Linked DNA regions of Homo sapiens: region 1 is linked to region 2. A link is a loop called in an ENCODE intact Hi-C map of the cell type or tissue named here. Cell type or tissue: B cell. All regions are shown on one strand. Links, peaks and the distances in the headings refer to the core of each region. The heading gives the core; the rest is flanking DNA. Region 1 overlaps IDH3A (isocitrate dehydrogenase (NAD(+)) 3 catalytic subunit alpha). Region 2 holds the start of LOC91450 (a long non-coding RNA gene).

Region 1 (5,368 bases), core at 230-5,229, 180 kb after region 2:
AGGCAGGAGAATCGCTTGAACCCAGGAGGCAGAGGTTGTGGTGAGCTGGGATCGTGCCACTGCACTCCAGCCTGGGCAACAGAGTGAGACTCCATCTAAAAAAAAAATAATAATAAAAACAAAAATAGATCAAAATATGTCTCAGGTCTATTCCTGAGACATATTTCCCAAGGATTTTTATGAAACTTCTTATTTAGATTCGCTTTTATTTAAATATCCATGACCAACTAATCTGGGTTAGGGTCTATTGTGTGAACAAAGGGAAAATTTTGGTAAAGCTCCCTGCCTCCCTTTGCATCAAGAGCACCTTATTCTTTGCAGAGTGCTGTTGTATACACTATGAGATTGGATCCCGATCCTCCTGGGCTGGGTAGATGGTGGTGGAGTGGTTCCTCACTTTGAAATGAGGAACTAAATGAAAGAGCAGCCGAGTAACTTGCCCAGGTGGCATCTCACTGAGGGCTTTAAAATCTCCTTGGTTTAGTTTAGTTTGCGGATACATCTTTTATTTTTGCTTTTTCCTTTTCTCAGAGCTTGACAAAAGATTTGGGAGGCAATGCAAAATGCTCAGACTTCACAGAGGAAATCTGTCGCCGAGTAAAAGATTTAGATTAACACTTCTACAACTGGCATTTACATCAGTCACTCTAAATGGACACCACATGAACCTCTGTTTAGAATACCTACGTATGTATGCATTGGTTTGCTTGTTTCTTGACAGTACATTTTTAGATCTGGCCTTTTCTTAACAAAATCTGTGCAAAAGATGCAGGTGGATGTCCCTAGGTCTGTTTTCAAAGAACTTTTTCCAAGTGCTTGTTTTATTTATTAAGTGTCTACCTGGTAAATGTTTTTTTTGTAAACTCTGAGTGGACTGTATCATTTGCTATTCTAAACCATTTTACACTTAAGTTAAAATAGTTTCTCTTCAGCTGTAAATAACAGGATACAGAATTAACAAGAGAAAATGTCTAACTTTTTAAGAAAAACCTTATTTTCTTCGGTTTTTGAAAAACATAATGGAAATAAAACAGGATATTGACATAATAGCACAAAATGACACTCTTCTAAAACTAAATGGGCACAAGAGAATTTTCCTGGGAAAGTTCACATCAAAAAGAGTGAATGTGGTATATTTCTAAATGATATGGAAAATAGAGACAGATTTGTCCTTTACAGAAATTACTGAGTGTGAATAAAAACTTCAGATCCAAGAAATATATAATGAGAGATATAATTTTTGTTAATAAGACAAAGGTAATATATTGGATACAAAGACACAAATGTATTGTGTGTTCAATTATTTTGTTGTCTTGAGATTTAATATTCTTTCCAAGAGCTTTTAATGAAGCAGAGAGCTAGTACTTCATTTTCACTGGATACATTTTCAGCATCATGAGTTGTCACAGCCTCTGAGCCCCTGATCTGAAGCCAGAAGGGCTGAGTGTATTGTAAACTTATTCTTGCATGTTGCTGTCTGGGAATGGACCACACTACAGCAGGTAGTTCTGGGGGCGATACTGCCGAAAGGCCCGAACACATGTATTTTGGCTGCAATTGAGGAACTTGGGATGCTATTAATTTTGTATTTCAGCAACTGCCCCTTCTCCTATCCCAAAGCACCAATTACTGCCCTCTGCCTCAGCAGTACCAGTATAAGATGACATTCCAAAGACTGGAGGCAACTCAGCCTGAGTTAATTCACAAAATTATGCCATGCTGGGGCTTGAGCTTGAGCTTGGGCTTAGGCTTGGGCTCAGCTTTTGACCCTCAGGCATCTCCTTTCCCTTCCTGTCTTCCTCTCCCTTCTCCTCTGCTGCAGCATGATTTTCTTAATCTTCAGACACTCACTATTTTCATGAACAGTTACCCTCTGTCCCCACAACCAAAGACAACTCATGGCCTCCTTTGGCCCTTGTGTAACATTGCAAACCTGTGGCTTTGCAAAATGTACCCAGGTCACAAGGGGATTTTTTTTTTTTTAGCAATGATATCCCTGTCTGGGTCACTTTTTAAGCTTGTAACCGCCCCCCCAGACTTATAATCTTAAATGTATTTTCCTTTGTTTAAGCTGCTGCTTCCTCTGTTTCATTGGATTGTGCCAGTTATCAGTGGCTCTTGGGTTCAAAGTAATAAAGAATTCCAAAACTGAGATGTTTGCTTTCTCTACCTGTTTCCTGTTCAGATGCCTTCGGTCATTTTGGCTCAGCTTGCTACTGAGAATGGCTGCTTCCCGTATTCAGAATGGAAGTGGGGTGGTCTGGTGGCGACAGGCTAACGTAGAGCTGGCTGCTTTTATGAGAATGCGCCACTTGACCCCATCCTGCACCTTTGTTTATTCCAGGGCACTAATGGTCACTCGCATGCCCGCTGTGCACAGTCCTGTGAGTTAAATGCCCACTACTCTCTGCACTGGTCCCACCTGCTCAATTGACAAAAAAAATCAGGTCCTTGTTGACAGTTCTGTTAAAAGGTTTAATATTCAAATTATACATTAAATAGAATCAAACAGGCAGCAGCAGTTTTATTAAGCATCAAGTCAGTTGGCATGTGGGTGGCGGAGTGCCTGGTAATGGAATAATAGGGTCGGCGATGCCCGCCAAGATTCCAGAGTAAGTCAGGTCGCTAGGTGAGTTGTGACTGATTGCTTTTCCTGCAGCGCACGTGAGCAGTATCAGCCATCTCTCTCCTACCCGCTCCACAGCCTACTGCTGGCTGTCCTGTATGTGAGCTAGCAGCTTTTTAATCTACCTGGAACTAAGGCCAAAAATTATCAGCCCTTTCGTTCTGGAAGGAGAGCTGATCTCATTTGTCACCTGAACAAAAAGCAATACTTAAACTGAATTAAAACTACCCACACGTGAAGCTTCTTGGAATTGTCAGCTATTGTTGGCGTAAGACCTGGTAAATGTAGAGCCAGTGCTGTGCCCTGACCTGGAGATCTAACAGACTTGGCAGAAATGCCTGTGCCCAGACTGAAGAGACCTGGGGCTCAGGAAGAGGCTCGGAACGCCTGCCCTCTATTCTATAGAAACTGCAGGCATAGGCCCTGATTACATTTTTTGCTCTTGGTAAAAGGAGTCAATGATACCTTTGTACTTCTCCAAAACTGTGAGCCGTTTCAGTTTCATCGTGGGACCTAAAAGGGAAATGAGAAGAAATGAGTGAGGCCCAGGCTCTGAGAACTCTGAGAATGTGTGTGGTAAAGACTCACACTCAGTCCTATATATAACTCAGGAATTAAGCCAGATAATCAGGACCGTCAGTAGCCAGCCTCCAAGACAGTGATCGCTCCTGGTATTCATATGGCTTGTGTGTAGTCTCCTGTGTTATACCACTGGTTGTGGCCAGTGGAGTATAGATGAAGGGTTGGTATGTCACCTCTGAGAATAGGTTATAAAAGATCAGTTTCTTTTATACACATAGGAAAGTAGTGTAAGCTACATCTGCCTTTTCCTTGACCTGTACCCAGTTTTGACCCTCAGTCCATTTTCTCTGAAATGGATTTATTTGTTCCATCTCTTGAATGAATAAATTGTTGAAGCAATTAAAAAATAGACTAGGTTTCTGTCTTGGGCTTTCTCTTGGACCATTCTTCCTGGGCAAGCCGGCTGCCATGTTGTGAGGATACACAGCCCATGAGAGGCCCACTGGCCACACACGGATGTTTCTGGCCAGCAGACAGCAAGGAGCTGAGGCCTGCCGACAGCCACGTAAGTGAGCGCGGAGGTGAGCCTCAGCTGCAAGTGACTGCACCCAGCTCACATTGACTGTAATCCCGTGAGACCCAAGCCAGAACCACTCAGCTAAGCTGTTCCTGGATTCTTGACCCATAGAAATGTGGATAATAAATGTTTACTGCTTTAGGCTGCTACATTTTTGGGGTCATTTGTTACACAGCAATGTATTAGATAGCTAGTACACATCATCTCTGCATTTTTGTGAACGTTTATACAACGTTGGACATTATGCTTTGATGGTTGTGATGGGGGTAGGGGAAGCCCAGGTTATGGGGAGCCTCTGCCATGGTCTTTATGAGAGGTCTTCCCCTAATTACTTTTCTTAACCTTGATTTATCCCCCAAAAGCAAGTTTGAAAGAGCTCTGATTTGAGGTCCTGGGTAGCTTAAAGTGCCTAACTCACTCTTGACTGTGTAACTGGAAACTTTCTGTGTTAAAGTCATTATATTAACTGCTTAGTGAAGACATCTTCTGTCTCTCTGACCTTGCGTTCAATATGCTGGCAGCAGACAGCCAGATAAGCTCAAGGTCTCTGATTGCAGCTCAGCTTTGCTGTAGACAATTGCATCTGGGTTCAGCCGTGATGGATTTGAGGGAATCACACTGGCATAACCATTTCTACCTCTCCTGTTCTATGAACATCCCATGAACATCTCTTGGCTACAGCCAAGAGTGACTTCAGCTGAGGCTGCACCAGAGCCCTCTCCTGGTTCTGTGGGCAGTGGTCCGGAACAGCCTTATCCCTTTGTCACACAAGCTGACTTTCCGGAAGATCACAGTACTCTCACCCCTAGAACCACGTGACTCCAGGCTGAACACTAGCAGGGCCTTGGTGTTGGCCTGGTAGTTCCATTGTGATTTTCGGAGAAAACAGTCCCATAGTCAAGGCCAAGTTAAATGTCATGTTCAGATTAGAAAGTTCTAGCACATATCAGCTGGGCGCAGTGGCTCACGCCTGTAATCCCAGCACTTTGGGAGGCCGAGGCGGGCGGATCACCTGAGGTCGGGAGTTCGAGACCAGCCTGACCAACATGGAGAAACCATGTCTCTACTAAAAATACAAAATTAGCCGGGCATGGTGGCCCATGCCTGTAATCCCAGCTACTCGGGAGGCTGAGGCAGGAGAATCACTTGAACCCGCGAGGTGCAGGTTGCAGTGAGCCAAGGTCGTGCCATTGCTCTCTAGCCTGGGTGACACAGCGAGACTCCATCTCAAAAAAAAAAAAAAAAAAAAAAAAAGGAAGTTCTAGCACATATCTTATACATTCAACAGACTCCACATAACCACAAGCCCATGCATGGAGCCATCAATGTCCTCTAACAGGAAGTAGATGGGTGTCACCCAGATTCCTGCCATGACCTTCTCTTTGCCGTGGCTGCTTCCTAACAGGCACCTCCTAGGCACTGCCATGGCCTCTGCCTTCCCACACAGCCCTTGCAATGGTGAAAAGGAAAAACCTACCCAACTCTCCACCCGAAATGGAGAAGTCTCTCTCGAGAATGGCCCACTTCTGGATGTGGTAGGGCCGGGCCGCCGCGTTCATGTTGACCCTCCGGATCCCCTCTTCGATGGCCTGGTACACGGCCTCATCCTTCTTCTCTATGATCTCGGACACTGTGGTGGCTCT
Region 2 (5,368 bases), core at 292-5,291:
TGACAGAGGAGAGAACCGAGGCCCAAGAGGTGAAGCAGCTTGTCTGAGGTCACCCCGGGCGACCAGGATGCAGGCCTGCAGATGTGCACTTTGGAGCTCTGCCTGGAGCTGGGGTGGAGGAGCCTGCCTGCTGCCTCGTGCCCTCTGCCGGGCCTGGGGGATGTCCCAGGCCCAGGGCTGGCTGCTGTCCTCCTGCTCCTCTTGCTGGAGTAAGCAGGGCCTGGGGTTTGTTAGCAGCAGCGGCAGCAGCAGGAGCAAGGCTAGGAGGCTGGAAACAAGCCACATCCCAAAATAGCTCTGATAACCATGGGGCAGGAGGGCCCAGCCAAGCCTCAGCCCTGACAAGCACAGCCTGCAGCTGGCCTCCCTCCCCACTGGGCCTGGGCTCAGTCCCTGGTTTCCACTGATGGCCTGTAAGGCCCACTCACTCTAGGCTTTGTGGCCCACCTGAGAAGTGGGAGGCTGGCCTGGGAGATGGGACCCTGTGACTCAGAACCCGAGGCTGTGTACAGCCCCCGTGGCTGGAGGTGGTCACAGAGGCCTGGCAGGATAGGTGCACTGGAGCAGGGGGAGGTGGCGGGAGTGGACGGCAGAGGTTGCTGCAGGCTGGCAGGAGGCCCCTGGGACCTCAGTTCTGTGCCAGGATCTGTCGGGGAATACCAGGGGTGAGCAAGTATGGAGATGGGGTGGCAGGGTGTCACCCTGGGCAGGCTCTTTTATGGGCATGTGAGGGGGTCAGGGTGGGGTCTCAAGACCTTTCCTCCAGAAACTTCAGCCCAGCAGCGCCCGTTCTTGAATCCTGGGGTTGGCCATGAGCAGGTGGGACAGAAATAGCAACAGCTGGAGACGTGTGACCTTGAAACCGGGGCACTCTGCTTGGTGGGGAGCTGCTGGAGCCTCCTTAAGGTGGTTGGGGTGGGGAGCCAGGTTCTGATGCCCCCCCCGCCCCCCCACCCCCCCCAATCCCCCGCCCCCCCACTCCCCCCACTCCCCCCCACTCCCCCCCCACTCCACTCCCCCCCACTCCCCCCCCACTCCCCCCCACTCCCCCCACTCCCCCCACTCCCCCCACTCCAGGCTATAAGCGGGACCACCTGTCCTTCAGGTTCTGCGAGACGCTGCACCTAGTGGGCTGCTGCCAGCTGCCCACTGTCCGCACCCACTGCTGCCGCTCGTGCTCTCCGCCCAGCCACGGCGCCCGCTCCCGAGGCCATCAGCGGGTTGCCTGCCACTGACCGTGCCAGGATGCACAGACCGACCAACAGACCTCAGTGCCCACCATGGGCTGTGGCGGAGCTCCTGCCCCCTACGCCCTACGCCCTACGCCCTAATGGTGCTAACCCCCTCTCACTATCCAGCGGCAGGCTGGGGACCTCCTCCCCCCTCAAAAAAAGTATTTTTTTATTCTAACAGTTTGTGTAACATTTATTATGATTTTACATAAATGAGCATCTACCATTCCAAAGCACAGCATGACTTCATCTTGGATTTGGAGAATCTTAAAAGTGAGAAACTCTTCCCCCCACTCCTCTGCCCAAAACTCCACCGCCACAGCACCTCGGCAGGCGCGGCTTTTCACCTGCTCCTCTGGGGCAGATCTGCAGGGTACAGAGCAGCAAACAAGTCCGTGAGAGCATGGCGTCTGGTGAGGCACGGGCCTTGGAAGCTGGGGGGCTGCTGCCCAGGGAGGGCTATCTGCGGAGGGTCGGGTTCTGGGGGCAGGAAGGTCTTCCGGGCAGGGGCACAGCTTGGCCCTTACTTGCTGCCTGCCTCTAGCTCGGCTCCCAGCTTTCCCTGGGGCCCCACTCTGTGGTCCTCAGAGACCTGTTCCACAGGGATTGGGCCCACCTTGTCACTTGCAGGACTGCCCCTTGGAGTGATGGGGACTGGGGCCCCCAGGGGCACCTCCCTGGGCCTGTTGTATCTGTTGACTCTTCTGCAAAAAGTAGACAGAGAAGAGAGCAGGCTGGCCCGCTGTGCTCTACTGTGTCTGTCCCAGGACTCGGAAGGTAGGGAGGGAGCGTGGCCAGGGCGGCTGCCTGCAGGTGCGTGTCCTGCTGCTCCCCAACTCAACATGCTCACCTCATTTCACACCAACAAGCCCCATCCTCAGAGGAGGAGCCCAAGGCTCTGAGAGGAAGTAACTGGCCCAAGGGCACATGCCCTGGTGACACAGGCCCATCCTAGGCCCTGACTGCCCACCTCCAAGTTCCAGGCCACCCTGAGCAGGCCCCAGTGGCAGCTTTGCACAGAGAGGGCAGCCTGCCAGAGTTCACACAGGAAAGCAAGTTGCTGGGCAAGCTAGAGTGAGTCCCAGCCCCGCTGTGCTGCCCGAGGGTAGAGGAGCGTCAGGCGTGCTTCCTGTCTGTCTGCAGCAGCCCGGCTGGCCCAAAGAGACTCTAGGGACCCAAGCTCTGAGTCATGGCTTCCCAGGCCTTAGTCAGAACGGCCCCTGGTGGCACTCCCTTCCAAGGGGTGGGGAGCAGGGCCTGTCGACTTGCTCCTGACCCACACACGGAGCCAGTCCCTGTCCCAGCTCTGCCCCAGCTCTGCCGCCGCCGCTCTGCTGCGTGACTCCAGGAACCCCCAGCCTCGCTGAATCCATGTCCGCAGAAGAGAAAAGCCTGCCAGGCCTTGGCCTGCCCTGTCTGGGAATCCTTGCTGGAGCCACCCCGAAACACCCCTATGGGAACCCCTTTGGTCTTTATCATTCTTGGGTGTTTTCCACTGATGACTGCGGGTGTGCCCAGTGGCAGCTGGGCCTGAGCTGTCAGCCCAGGCAGGAGACAAACAAGCCTGTGACTCAGGCAGGGCATGGCACAGCTGGCGGAAGGAGGCATGCCTGTTCTTTGTGGCTGGGCGGGGGGTTATCCGGACACAGGGAGTCTCCAGCTTCCGGCTTTCCCACCTCGGTGCCCCCAGCCCACACCTGCAGCTTGGCCATGGTTCTTGGGGCCTCCCAAGGCTGCCCCTGCTGGCAAAGGCATCCTGATGCACCCGCCCCAGGGTGAGCCAAGGGCAGAGACACCCAGAAACGCCAGGCTGGAAGGTTGGAGAGCCCCTCCTCGCCCCCCGCAACACCAATAAGCCCTGCCCCACCCTCCAAGCCCTTGGGGTGAGCCCCATCACCAGTGACTATAACTGAATTTCAATGCAGAATATTATACAAATTAGTAGTTTATTTCTTCCTTTAGTATTACAGTTCCAAAACGTAACTTGAAGGTCAGCACAGGAGCTGCTGTGATATAAAAGGAGAGAGTCACCTGGCGCCCCCTGCAGTCCTCCAGTTGCCCAGCAGCAGTGGGACGTTCAGTGGCACACAGTGGGTCTCTGTATGGCCTCCCACCTGCAAGGACTTCCCCGGGCAGGCCCAGCTGCCCAGAAGCCCCGGAACACACAGGAAGACAACACTATAGGATGGCAGGTGGGGATCTGTGCAATACAAACATGTAGCTAGAAAACCCAACCGAGGATCTGTCTAGAATACTTCCGATATCAATATACCGTAGTTGAAACCAGAACCGTCTCCAGCTGTCAGCAGTCTTGGCGGCTACTGTACAGCTGTCAGCATGACTACAGGCAGCGCCCGAGGCTATCTGGGGTAAGAAGTGGGCCTGCACATCACATCGGTGAGTCAGTGAGAGTCAGGGCCAGAGGGAAAAGCAACTCGGAGGCTGAGGCTGGCACAGATACACACAAGGGAGTCACACACATAACATAATAACTTGTTATATAAAATAGATATGTGGAATCTAGAAACACCTTGAGAAAATAGCCTATAAAAATATAAACTGTAGTGAGAGTGTACAAAAGTATTAACAGAGGTTCAACCCATAAAAAACCCCATCCATTTAAAAGTTGGCAATTCCTAGCAGGTGTTGGGAGGGAGCTCCCCTCGGTCCTGGTGCGCACGTTTGGACAGGCCTTTGGGTTTCCCAGCTGGCAGGGTCCCCCTTGCAGGGGCCACGGGCTGGGTGTTGGGGTGAAGGTTCAGAGGAGGAACAGCAGCTTGGGGCAGCCCCTGTCAGAAGGGCCCCCTGCCATGGCAGCCAGTGGAGGCCAGGGACCTTCAGGGCACTGGAGGGGACAGAGCAGCTCTTTCCTCAGTGACCCGAGGGAGGGGAAGTGTTAGCGCAAAAGAGTGGGGCCCACAGTCCTGGAAGGAGGAGTTGGCTCCGTCCCGTTCCCAAACTTTAACCAGGCGGAGCCGCCCTCTCTTGCCTTCTGGACACGCATCACTTGATTCCAGGCAGGAGAACCTCTGAGAAAGTGTCCCCAGTCCCTTTCCTCCAGGAACTCTCCTGCTGTCGCACACACACACTGCCCGGCAGCTGCTGACAACTGCCTGGAAACACTAACATACCACCGTGGGTTGCAGCCACGACGGGCCCCTGGTCAGGTGCATCTCTCAGGGCAAACTGGACAACACGAGCCTGTCCCTAAAGGCAGCTCTTAGCCCCAGGACATGGCAGTGTGTGCTGGCATGTTCCAGGGGCCATTGGCTCGGAAAGTAAAACCTCAGGGCCCAGCCCCATTCCTGCTGCACCTCCTCAGCAGCCGCCCCCCAGGCTGACAGCTGTCGTTTCACGATGGGCTGAGGGGTGGGGGGGGTTCCAACACTTGATTCGAGCAGACTGCAACGCCCAGCTCACAGGACAACTGAAGGAGTCAGACCTCAAACTGCTGCTCTCAAAGACAAAGACAATGACAAAACCCATTTTTGATGCCTGAAAAGAGGCAAAGGCTTCTGGCTAAATATAGAGGCCAGCTCCGTCTACCCAGTGAAACATTAGTGGAGTTGGTTAAAGACACGAAGCCGGAGCTCACTCTAGCATGTGCTGAAACACCAACTTTGCCGTGGCATTGCCAAAAAGTTGACAGCAAAAAATAGGAAAAATACTTCTTAAAACTGCATTGCTTCAATTCTTAGTCTCAGTGTGTTCACAACAAAGGATGATTTCCAGTTTTTTTCGGGTAATATGAAACATTCCACTGAGATCATTTATCTTGTATTTTCATAACACTGTGCCAGAAAACATCCTCTCACATCTACGCATCAGGGATGGTCTAGAGCGATTAAGCAAAAACAAGCTCCTTGCTCAAAGCCTCTCCCCAGCCTTCAGAAAGGCAGTCCTCTGAGTTCCCAGAAACTGCTGTGTCAGAGGCAACAGTGCCCCTGCATCCTGGCAGAGAACAAGGATGTTCCAGGCAGTGGTGGGGTGGGCACACATCTGGGAGAGCTCACCCAAGCCTGCCCCAAGCAAAAAAGTTTCCCAGCCCCAGGCACTGGCAGCCGGCCTCCTGCACAACCCAGGCAGGTGGAGACACCAGGAGCACTGGCCATCCCCAAGGAGGCCATGGTTTTCAG

Evidence for each region. A loop is a pair of places that touch in the nucleus more often than their neighbours do. Peaks named below come from ENCODE experiments on the same cell type or tissue, not always from the same donor. Only the 100,000 strongest peaks of a DNase experiment are listed, where the experiment ranks them.
Region 1: it touches region 2 in a loop (20-fold over the local background); 2 of 110 quality-filtered maps call a loop at or near these places.

Annotation. Positions count from the first base shown.
Region 1 is chr15:78,168,391-78,173,758 of GRCh38, forward strand. IDH3A (isocitrate dehydrogenase (NAD(+)) 3 catalytic subunit alpha) reads left to right here. Exons shown (of 11, transcript NM_005530.3): 11 at 532-3,555. The coding sequence ends at 615. It overlaps ACSBG1 (acyl-CoA synthetase bubblegum family member 1), which reads right to left. Exons shown (of 14, transcript NM_015162.5): 13 at 5,203-5,368; 14 at 1-3,139. The coding sequence ends at 3,054. Among named protein-coding and RNA genes, the nearest start is that of IDH3A, 22 kb to the left of the region's middle. In B cell, for the core only: no CTCF peak of the experiment used is centred there; DNase peaks (open chromatin) are centred at 391, 3,141 and 5,071; H3K4me3 peaks cover 600 bases; H3K27ac peaks cover 5,000 bases.
Region 2 is chr15:77,991,826-77,997,193 of GRCh38, forward strand. TBC1D2B (TBC1 domain family member 2B) reads right to left here. Exons shown (of 13, transcript NM_144572.2): 13 at 3,160-5,368. It overlaps LOC91450 (a long non-coding RNA gene), which reads right to left and starts at 2,400. Exons shown (of 1, transcript NR_026998.1): 1 at 1,408-2,400. It also overlaps the pseudogene ADAMTS7P3. In B cell, for the core only: a CTCF peak has its summit at 3,262 (motif pointing left); a DNase peak (open chromatin) is centred at 2,346; H3K27ac peaks cover 1,280 bases.